Regions from separate parts of the Mus musculus genome. Here region 1 is linked to region 2. A link is a loop called in an ENCODE intact Hi-C map of the cell type or tissue named here. Cell type or tissue: heart. All regions are shown on one strand. Each heading gives the region's core, and the rest is flanking DNA. Links, peaks and the distances in the headings are about the cores only. Region 1 holds the start of Morc4 (microrchidia 4). Region 2 has its middle 45 kb from the start of Gm39537.

Region 1 (5,378 bases), core at 154-5,153, 310 kb after region 2:
TAAAGGATAAAAACTGAGCTGGAGAGAGAGACATAGTTTGGTGATGGAGGGACAAGACCCAATCCTAGACACGTGTACTCAAAACGCTCAGTATGGCAGAAACGAAAATCATAATGTGGCAACACCTCACTCTAGTTAAAAATGACAAAATGAGAAAGAAAACAATTGCCGGTGTGGATGTAGAGAAAAGGAAGCCTTTACGAACTGTTGTTGCGGGTGCAAATTAGTACATCCATTATGAAAAAAAAATGTATGGAGCTTCCTCAAAACATTTAAACATAGAATTACCTAGAACCAGACACAGAATTATCTAGAAATCCCCATTCAGTATACATATCCAAAGGAAATGGCATCACTATAGAAGAAGAGACATCTTCACTCATGTTAGTCACAATGGCTACAACTTACATTTTTACATTTAACTTAAATGTCTAATAACAGGGAAACTGGGAAGTGGTTGAGTAAGGCAGTCATCCGTAGAAGGTGGCCAGCAGCTTAAGTTGCTGGAAGGACTAAAGGCTGGTACTTTACCCATCAATAAGGCATCTATAGCTGGACGTTTTTGAAAAACGTTTTCGTTACAAACAGAAGATAAATGTAATGCTGGGCGTGGGGGCCCTCCCTGATGTCTGAGCATATGCTGAGGAAGGAAGATACAGAGCCAGAGGCCTGCCTGAGCTAGGTAATGAGTGTCTCAAAAACAAATCACTCAGTTGGGAAAGCGCTTGCTGTGCAAGGAAAAGGACCTAAGTTCAATCCCCAGACCTCGTGTTCTTAAAAAAAAAAAAAAAAAGGAAAAAGCCAGGGTTAGTGTCCTTTTGTAATCCTTACCACCACCACCACCACCGAGAGAGACGGAAATAAGCAGATTGCTGGCTGGCTAATCACCCCATGCTTACTTAGTGATTTCTAGGCTGTTGAAAGACCCTGTCTCAACAAACAAGATGATGACCTTTGGCTTCCATGTACAAATGGACACGTGAAAACCTCGCCACCCATAAGAACACATATACACCTGCGTGCGCGCGCGCACACACACACAGAAAAAGGAGTCTGGAGAAGTGGCCCAGTTGGTAAAACATTTGCCATACAAGTCTGAGAACCCCAGTTCAGATCCCCAGCACCCACATAAAAATGACTGCAACCCCAGTGCTCACAGGGTTGGGAGTAGTGATAATGGTGGTAGGGGTGCTTGCGTAGTGTGCCCTTCCAGGACCTGGGTTTGCTGTCAACACTACATGATGACTCCACAGCACAGGTAAATGTAGACTCACAGCAGGCATGCCCTTTAAAAGTGGAATATAGGGGCAGGGAAATGGCTCAGGGATGAAGGTGCTTGTCACAAGACCTGAGAACCCCAAACTTACAGAAGGTGGAAGGTGAGAACTTAACTCCCTCAAATTGTGTGCTGATCGCCACACGTGCACACAGACACACAATCACACAAAATAAGCAAGCGCAATAATTTTAAAGACTGTTGAAAAAGCATGGCTGTGTGAGTTTGGAACCGCAGTCCCAGAGACACCAGGCCTTCAAATGTCAGTGGTGTGCAAACGATGCGCCCCCAAGAGCACAAACACACAAAGCTGCATATTACTTTATGCGCATCCTATAACATAACCAACCCCCTATTTGCAGCGAGTAAATTCAGTTTCTCCTACTATAAAGTCTCCCTGCCGGTTTGAAGGATCGGTAGGCCGTTTGCCAATTGCATTCTAGAAAGTTCCTGGTGCTTCCATAAGCTTTCGAAGTAGCTAGTGGGAATAATTCCCCTTAGCTCCAGCCTATCTTCCCAGATAGCAAAACTGCAGTCCTTCGAAATTCAAAGACTTGTCTTATCCTGCCTGTTAGTCATGAAGCCTAAGTGGGACTCCAGAAATCCCATGCACGCTCTCCCTCCTCTTGCCACATTCCCGCCCCTCCCCACGCACCGCCATCCCCCCTCCCCTCGCGCTTTCCCGCTCGGCCGCCTGGCCTATGGCAAACGCCAAGAATTAATTAGGGGCGGGGATGGAGGAGCGTCTGTCAGGAGATCGCCATATTTCTGTACGGCCCAGGGGCAGCCCTGGCAGTCGGTGGGTCAGGAGAGGTGCTGACAAGGCGGGGCGGGCAGACGCTGGGTTCCTCCGGCTTCACCCCTCCCGCTGGGGACAGGTGGCTGCAGCGCGCCCCGCCTCTGCCAGCTGCGAGTGGGAACGAGAGAGGGCCAGTCCGGGACGGCCACCGCCAGCTGCGAGTCGGGGGACAGCGCGATCTAGTGCGGGGACAGCCGGCCCAGGGGTCCGGCAGCAGCAAACCGGTATCCTGGCGGCCAAAAAAATGCTCCTGTACCGAGGGGCCCCTGCGGGCCCCGGAACGCCGGGAGGCGGACTGGCCCGGGCGGGCAGCGTCCCGCAGGCCTTCAGGATCCGCCTGAGCACGGTAGGTCCGGGGGCCCCCGAGGGGACGGACTCGCGCGAGCGCGCCCGGGTCCCAGGGCTGCGGGGGGCGCGCGGGGAGGGCTGGGCGAGCTGAGGCCTCACGCGGGACGGAACCTTCTCTCGCCCCCAGATGAGCCCCCGCTACCTCCAGAGCAACTCCAGCAGCCACACGCGACCCTTCAGTGCCATCGCGGAGCTGCTAGGTGAGTGACGAGGGCGGGCCGGGTGGCGGGTCGCAAGCCCGAGGCAGAGGTGCCAGCGTGGTGCGGTGGACGCAAGAGGAATGCACGAGGCGCGTGGGGCGGGTCCTCTCGGGACGGGCTGGGGGAGCTCGGCCACCGTGATCTCTTAGGGAGGGGGACAGGGAGGGTAGGGTGGGGTGGGATGGGGTAGGGTGAGGTGGGGTGGGGTGGGGTAGGGGGGCGACGGGACTAGATCGTGCCTGGAAAGCCGAGGAAGCGAGGTGTGTACTAAGAGTTTGGTAGGGTTCCCGCGCTGTTGTTCTGTCTGGATCGTGATGTTCCAGTCACTTTAGGATTCTTAGTTAATAATCAAAGAGCAATGCATAAAAATATCGGGCCCCGAAGCGACTGGATTTGACCAAGGCTGGCGACCGACAGAGGGCCCCAGGCTGGCAAAGGAACAGTGCAGAGGGCCCTGTAGAGTAGTTGGAAAGATCTGGAAATGACTTCTTTAACTTTAGAGACTTAAGTCTAGGAATGATGGGCCATCTCTTAGATGATGACACGAGTGCATTTGGCTCCCGGAGACTGCAGAGGGCTGGGTCCGTAGTCCACGAGCGCCCTCACACCGCTGGAATGAATACGGAGGCCTTAAGGACTTAACCTCTGGGTGCACCGGTGCTCGCTCAAAAAAAAAAAAAAAAGGAAAAAAATTCACTTGATTCCTTAGAGCTGAGTGCATCGCTTCTGCACTAATGTACTGTTCAAAAGGCAAAGATGAAAAGCAGTTCTGCGCAAAATGCAGCAGAGCAAGCACATTATAAATATTTCAAAAACTGAAAGAAGGAAGACAGATTTATATGGCTAGTTAGCACAGAACAAGACTCTTGAAAATGGTTTCAGAGCCACATGAATGAACCCCAGTGGGGACGTAAGCCACCACTGTGGCCATGCCAGGAGACTTGTTTTCCTAAAGATGTCGGTGAGCCACAGGAAGAGTCAGAAGAGTTATTTGGAAGGTGCTGGAGGATTCTGATGATTAGTTTGGCTATGAGCCCAAATGGTATAGAGTAGGTTGCTGATTGCTTTCTAGAAAGTTCAGGAGGAAAGTAACATTGATGATACAGCTTGAATTTCCAGACTGAGGTGACTCTATCGTTTAGGTTTTCCCCTATGGTTTTTTCTTTTTCTCCTTCCTTCCTTCCTTCCTTCCTTCCTTCCTTCCTTCCTTCCTTCCTCCCTTTTTTTTTCTTTTGAGATAGCGTCACATTATGTAGTCCAGTTGACCTGAAATTTGCTGTGCAGATCAGGCTGGCAGTCAGCACACAAAGATGTGCCTGTGTCTGCCTCCCAATGCTAGGATTATAGGCTCTTGCCACTGTACTCAGCTCACTGGATGGTATTTTTAAAGCATTAAATTAAAAAACATAGACCTGGGCTAATGTGTGTATATTATGTACATATATGTGTATACACAGATTTTCTTATAAAAAAAAAACCAAGTCACAAATATTAACAGGGAAAAGGAACATCAGAGTGTTTATTGATAATCCCAAACTTTCTTTTTTACTTTTTCTTCAAGTGTTTTCTCTACTTCCTCATGAATTTTTAGGAAATCACTCATTTGATAAACATTTATTAATCATCTACTATGCACAGGGTCACCAAGATAGGTAGAAAAATGGATATGACCAAGTTCTACTTTATTAACAGGTATGATGAAACATGTAAAAAGGTTTTATCATTTCTGTAGCAACCTAGTAGAAAAGGACGTGTGCAAAGAGAAGCACACACGTGCTGCAGGCGTACAGAAGAGGAGGGACTTAAGATTATCAGGACCAGAAGGGGGGTCAGAAAGACTTCGTAGAGGAGGGGACACTTGAGAAGAGATTTAAAGGGTTGGGACATGTGGATATGGTGAGTGTAGGGACATTCCACTCACAAGTAACAACTGGATGAGCAAAACCATGAAGAATATCCTCTAGGTCTTTGAATTTAATTAGAGCACTGAGTTCACAAATAGGAGACTGTACACCTTTAAAGAGTTTACAACAGGCTTTCGAAAATAACGTTGTAGCTTTAGCCTTGGAAGTGGGTGGCATTTTTTTTTCTCTTTCCAAGTTGAGTAAACAAAGGTCTGGGAAATTAGTGTACTTTTCTAAGGTTACATGTCTAGTAAGTGACACTTTGGGCTGCAAGCACAGGTCATTTTACTTCAAATTCCAAGTAGGAAATGAGGTTAGAAAGGTGAGCTGGAACCAGGATGTGACTGGGAGGCTTGGCATTTGACCTGTTAGCCTGACAAGGAGACGTCCTGATTAGATCTCTGCTTCAGGATGGTTGGTCTCACAGGAGTGTAGCTGGAGACGTGGATTTTAATGACTGGTTCTGAAGCAATTGCAGTAATACCAATGAGCAAGAGTAAACCTTGTGTACTAAGAAAAGGACCTTAAGAGTGGGAAGAGCAAGATACAACAGAGCCTGAGGGCATCTAGAGCAGAAGGACAGATGGATTAAAGATGACTTTTAAAAACGATTTCTTTTTTTATGAGTATGAGTGTTTCACCATGTATCTAAGTGTCCCACATGCATGAGTGCAGTGCCCATAGAGGCTAGAAGTAGGTGTTGGTTCCCCTCGAACTGGAATTATAGACAGTTGTAAGCCAACATGTGGGTACTGGGAACCAAGCCCAGATTCTCTGCAAGAGCAGCAATTGATTTTTAACCACTGAGCTATCTCTTCAGTCCCATAAAAACGACTTTTTAAATAGGAATC
Region 2 (5,378 bases), core at 253-5,252:
TCAGAACAACTAATCTGTTTTCTTTAGTTAGCATATTGAAAAATAGGGGGAAAAAGTGATTCTCAAGTTCTAGAAATAGAAGGGCTATACCCAGACCAAGGCGTGAATTTGGATTGAATCTAGCCCAAATCAGCTGTAGAAGACATTTTCAGTGCAGTTGAGAAGGTTTAGATTTCACTTGAGCATATGACAAGGATGTAATCCTTGATAAGGATTGCAAGAATCATTTCTACCCAGGCCAGCCTGGTTCCAAATCGCTAACACCTGTGTTGTTTTGGCTGGAACTTCCCACCCCAGCTTCCAGGGCCCTCTTTGCCTAGGCTTACAGGAGTTCAAAAGTGATAGGTGCTTGAAGAATTCTCTAGGGCAGCTCTGAAACAATAACGTCTATGGGTATGCTATTTCTCAGGGGGATACTTCAGAGATGCACATTCTACACCACTTTCTAGAGTTCTCCAGCACGATTGAATTTGAGCTACCCACAGTGGTAGCTGGTTTTCAGCACATGCCTGTTGGCTTCCATTCCTCCTTTGTCTCATCCCTCAATTTCTTTGTATTTCTTGTAGTCCCATCCCAAACAAACAATGTACACACATTGGAAGGTCATCTCAGATCTGCTTTTGGGATCATCCAAACCTTCCATGGAGCCCTCCTCTGTGCAAATTGTTCTTTTTCTCTTCACTTGAGAGCAAGATATAACACTAGAATGTCTTAGTGTCCTAAGTGGGTTTTTTGTTTTGTTTTGTTTTGTTTTTATTTTTTGAGACAGGGTTTCTCTGTATAGCCCTGGCTGTCCTGGAACTCACTTTGTAGACCAGGCTGGCCTCGAACTCAGAAATCCGCCTGCCTCTGCCTCCCAAGTGCTGGGATTAAAGGTGTGCACTACCACGTCCAGTTCAAGTGTCTTAGTTTTATGCTCATTCAACATTCCTTTCTTTCTCTTTACTCTGTACACTCGTTTTGATTTATTGGCATCCTGTTTACTATCCCATTCCTAAAGAAGGTTCTGTTGAACTTCTCTGATCCCAATCCTGTCAGTTTTAGGGTTCCCATACAGAAGTCTCTCATACCACTAGTCTTACCTCAAGAATTACTTTTGCTTGGCTTTGGCTTAGTTTTGTTACTATCTCCCTTGTGCTCCATGAGGTGTGGAAGAGAAAACACCAGTAGGCTTGTGAAACAACAAAATTATTTACTATTCTCACCAAATAAGCATAGTTGCTGAGTGATCGGGGCCACCAGAAGAGAACTCAGGAGCCTTGCTTCTTCTGGAGTCCTCAGCAGGGGCTAAAGCATCTGAGCCAAGTTACAGTTCAAATTTTCACCAACCGGAACTCTGCGATTAGGGACTTCTCCAGTGTTCCATCACTGTGAACTGACATTGAAGGCAAGTGTTTTTGCCCAACTAATCAACTTCATTTGTTTTGTTTTATTTCTGTTGTTAGGAATGGGCATTGAGTTTTGGGTAATGATTGGTGAACAGGTGGTATGTTTGGGGGAACTCTTGTTGCTTAGAAGAGGAGCTTAGGTAAAATGGACTCTTGGTCAGCTTAAGGTAAAATGGAGTCTGAAGTCAAAATGACAGTACTTAAGATAAGTTTCTTTTATCTGCTCCCAACAGTTTGGTATTTTGAGACAAGGTCGTACTTGTTATTTCTGGCTAGCCTCAAACTCACAGGCATATTCCTACTTAAGTCTCTAAAGTGTTGGAATTATGGAATGTTTTCAGCACACCCGGATCTCATCTCAAGTTATCTTTATCTCTGCTCCAGTTCAGCCACTGCCTTAGCCATGCTGTAAACCTCATCACCACCCAGAATTGCGGTACCTCTGAAACTCCCGACTCCATTCTTTATCCTTATAGTATGTGGTCCTACCTTTCATCTCTATTACTCTTTTGACATATATTCCTGGACCTGACTGTACTTGCCCTGCAAGCTTTGATCCTAATGCAGTCCCGTGACTTATCTTCTCTGCTGCTGAGGTCTAGAGTAAAGGATCGTCTGTGCTTGTAGATTGTTGATGCATTCTTTAACCTCAGATGATCTTGGCTCAGGCATGACACACAACATCCCCTCGATCTGTTCTGTGAGGACCTTAGCTCTATTCCTAGCCTTGGACTGTTAACCCTACTAGGACCCTCTCTACCGATTTATTATTTCCCAATTATCAAGAGGAGACTCATTCATATTTCAACAGATAACCATTACATGCCTATTATTAATTATAGTGGAAGGTAATAGTGTCAGGGACTATGCTAATACGACAGTAAGGAACATGGGGGCCCCTTCACATCATGGACTTGCAAATCTGAGATAAAGCTATTGAAGGAAACCAATGAAATGGTAAGAAGGAGCATTAGGTGGAATAGTAGGAAAATATCTTTGTTTATATATATATTTTTCTTTATTTACATTTCAAATGTTATACCCTTTCCTAGTTTCCCCTCCAAAAATACCCTATCCCCTCCTGCTCCCCCCCCCCCGCTCCCCAACCCACCCACTTCCACTTCCTGGCCCTGGCATTCCCCTATACTGGGTCATAGAATCTTCGCAAGACAAGGGCCTCTCTTCCCACTGATGACTGACTAGGCCATCCTCTGCTACATATGCAGCTAGAGCCATGAGTCCCACCATGTGTTTTCTTTTATTGGTGGTTTAGTCCCTGGGAGCTCTGGGGGTACTGGTTACTTCATATTGTTGTTCCTCCTATGGGGCTGCAAAACCCCTTCAGCTCCTTGGGTGCTTTCTCTAGCTCCTCCATTGGGGACCCTGTGCTCTGTCCAGTGGATGGCTGTGAGCATCCACTTCTGTATTTGTCAGGCAGTGGCAGAGCCTCTCAGGAGACAGCTATATCAGGCTCCTGTCAGCAAGCTCTTGTTGGCATTTACAATAGTGTCTGGGTTTGGTGGTTGTTTATGGGATGAATCCCCGGGAAATATCTTTGTAAAGAGGTAAGACTTATTAAAGATTCAAAGGCAGAACAGCACCCAAACAATTGAAAAATCCAGTGTAAGAGTAGTTTAGGCAGGCAAAATTACAAATGCAAGTTTTAAAGTGTGAAAAATGTGCCACACAGAGTGAACAGGAAAGGCCAATGTGGGTGTAACATAGTAAGTTGGAGGGATGAGAGCCGATGACGTAAGAATGGACCAAGGAGCATACAGACCCTGGGTCTAAATTATGTGCGCCTTTCTTTCTTAACTGATTACTGAGAAAGCACAAAAGGATGTTAAAATATATCTGTATACTGTGAGTGATCAGTGCCCATAGTGGCCAGTAGAGGGTGCCAGATCCTCTGTAACTGGAATTACAGATGGTTTGTGAGCTACCATTTGAGTGCTAGAAATTAAATCCAGATCCTTTACAGGAGCAATAAGTACTCTTAACCACTTAGCCATTTTTCTAGACCATGCACTAAGGCAATTAGACTGGGAAAATTGCAAAACACAGATCTCATTTTTAAGAGATCACTTTACTGTGATGTTTAATCTTCATTATCAACTGAATTTGGAATCACATAGGCAATCCACTTCTGAGTATGTTTTCTTTTTCTCATTTGAAGAAGTTTAACTAAGGAGGGGAGTCCTACCCTAAATGTTTTGATAGGTTCTCTCATTTGCCTGGAATTTTGCTGAGTGCATTGGCTGACCAGGACACAAGGATCTATGGGTCTGTGTCTCCCCAGTGCTGGGATTACAAGCAGATACCACTATGTCTACTTGTGTGGGTTCTGGGGATTGAACTCAAGCCCTAATTCATGTTTCTTTCCTTTTTCTTTTGTTTTCTTTTCTTTTTTTGAGACAAGATCTCACTCTGTAGCCATATCTGGCCTGGAACTCAGTTTATAGACCAGGCTGGCATTGAACTCGCAGAGACCTGGGTGCTCCTGCCTCCTGAGTACTGGGATTACAGATGTGCATCACCACAGCTGGCTCAGATCCTCATTCTTTCAGGGCAAGTTTTTACTGGATGAACTATAAGCCCCTAATCTTGTCTTGTAGGCATTATATTAGAGATGTCTGGTAAGTATCCAAGTGGCAAATTTAAATAAGCAAATAAGATTCAGACATGTGGCTATCCATTTCTGAATTCTTTTGGGGTCTTTTCTGGGAGCCATTGGTATAAATATGGTGCTGAAGGCCATAGAAATGGAGCAAATTTCTCAAGGAAGGATTTGAAAAAGGAGAAGTCTCGGGGTAGAGTATGAATAATTTGAGCCTTTAGATTCAAGTAGAAAACATTGAGAGAGAAAGCAGTAAAAGGATGACATTAACAAATCTATGCCAGGAACTGTTTTAAAGAACTACTTTTTAAAGGATTTTAAAGACCATCTATGTCAAATGCTGGTGAGAGGGCTATTACATTCAGGACAGAAGTGTGATAATTGGATTTGGCAACACAGAGGTCTATAGGGGATTGTGACAAGATCGTTTTTCAGCGAATTGATGGGTATGGAACCCAGCCTGGAGTTGGTTGGAGAGGTGAGGAGGAGGAGTTTGAATATATATAATTCTTTGGAGAATATTTGCTGTTAATGGGTGTTAAGATATGGTTTATTTGGCGATAGTAAATGCTAAAATCAGTCTGTGTGATAGTAAGGATTACTGGTAGAAAGTGTTAAGATGGAGAAGTAATAAAGTCATTATGAGAGAAAGAAAGAATGGTGTGGTAGATTTCTCTGTCTTGTCTCCCATAACAATGAAATTCCCAATTCCTAGTCAGCTTGCCATTTTCTATAACAAACATTATACCTCTTGCTACTAGCTGTGGCTTTATAACTGGCTCTGACTGGGAAGATGCACGCAGAAGCATCCTGTGCCTGCTCTTAGGAACCTCCTTTGAAAGATGATTGGCATGTGCACTTTGTCCTTTTTTTTGTTCCTTCTCCATCCTGCTGCCTGCATTTTGATCGCAATAATAAGAACTCTAGATACCATCTTGGACCTGGAAGACAAGGACAATGCACATGAGATGTGGTGAACTGAGAGGAGCCTGGCATCCTGAAGGCTTTTTAAATCTCGGGCATCATATCAACCTCAGACTTCCTCTTTCTTATATGTGAGGACTTAAGTGCTGTCGTTTTGTGCTCTATCATTTTGAATCACTGTTGATCTCAGATGAGCTCAATCCTAGCTGATTGGAATGACATCTGGAGAAGCAGTGGAAGCTGTTGACAGTGAATAATTCATCCAACATAGCTAACAGAAAGGCGAGGATAATGATAGAGAGAGGAATGTAAAGGTGGCAGTGGGTTGGAATTCTCAGGTCACTAAGTTCTCTTCCATGTGGTAGGAACTGAGTGCTTCATCTGAAGAGTGGAGATTGGTGCTTATCTTAATTACTTTTTTTCATAGCTCTGACCAAACACTTGAAAAG

Evidence for each region. Peaks named below come from ENCODE experiments on the same cell type or tissue, not always from the same donor. Only the 100,000 strongest peaks of a DNase experiment are listed, where the experiment ranks them.
Region 1: it touches region 2 in a loop (4-fold over the local background); 3 of 42 quality-filtered maps call a loop at or near these places.

What each region holds. Positions count from the first base shown.
Region 1 is chrX:139,868,315-139,873,692 of GRCm38, reverse strand. It overlaps Morc4 (microrchidia 4), which reads left to right and starts at 2,039. Exons shown (of 17, transcript NM_001193309.1): 1 at 2,039-2,421; 2 at 2,551-2,623. The coding sequence starts at 2,320. In heart, for the core only: a CTCF peak has its summit at 3,213; a DNase peak (open chromatin) is centred at 2,002; H3K4me3 peaks cover 1,768 bases; H3K27ac peaks cover 1,106 bases.
Region 2 is chrX:140,181,095-140,186,472 of GRCm38, reverse strand. No RefSeq gene overlaps it. Among named protein-coding and RNA genes, the nearest start is that of Gm39537, 45 kb to the right of the region's middle. In heart, for the core only: a CTCF peak has its summit at 3,282 (motif pointing right); no DNase peak of the experiment used is centred there.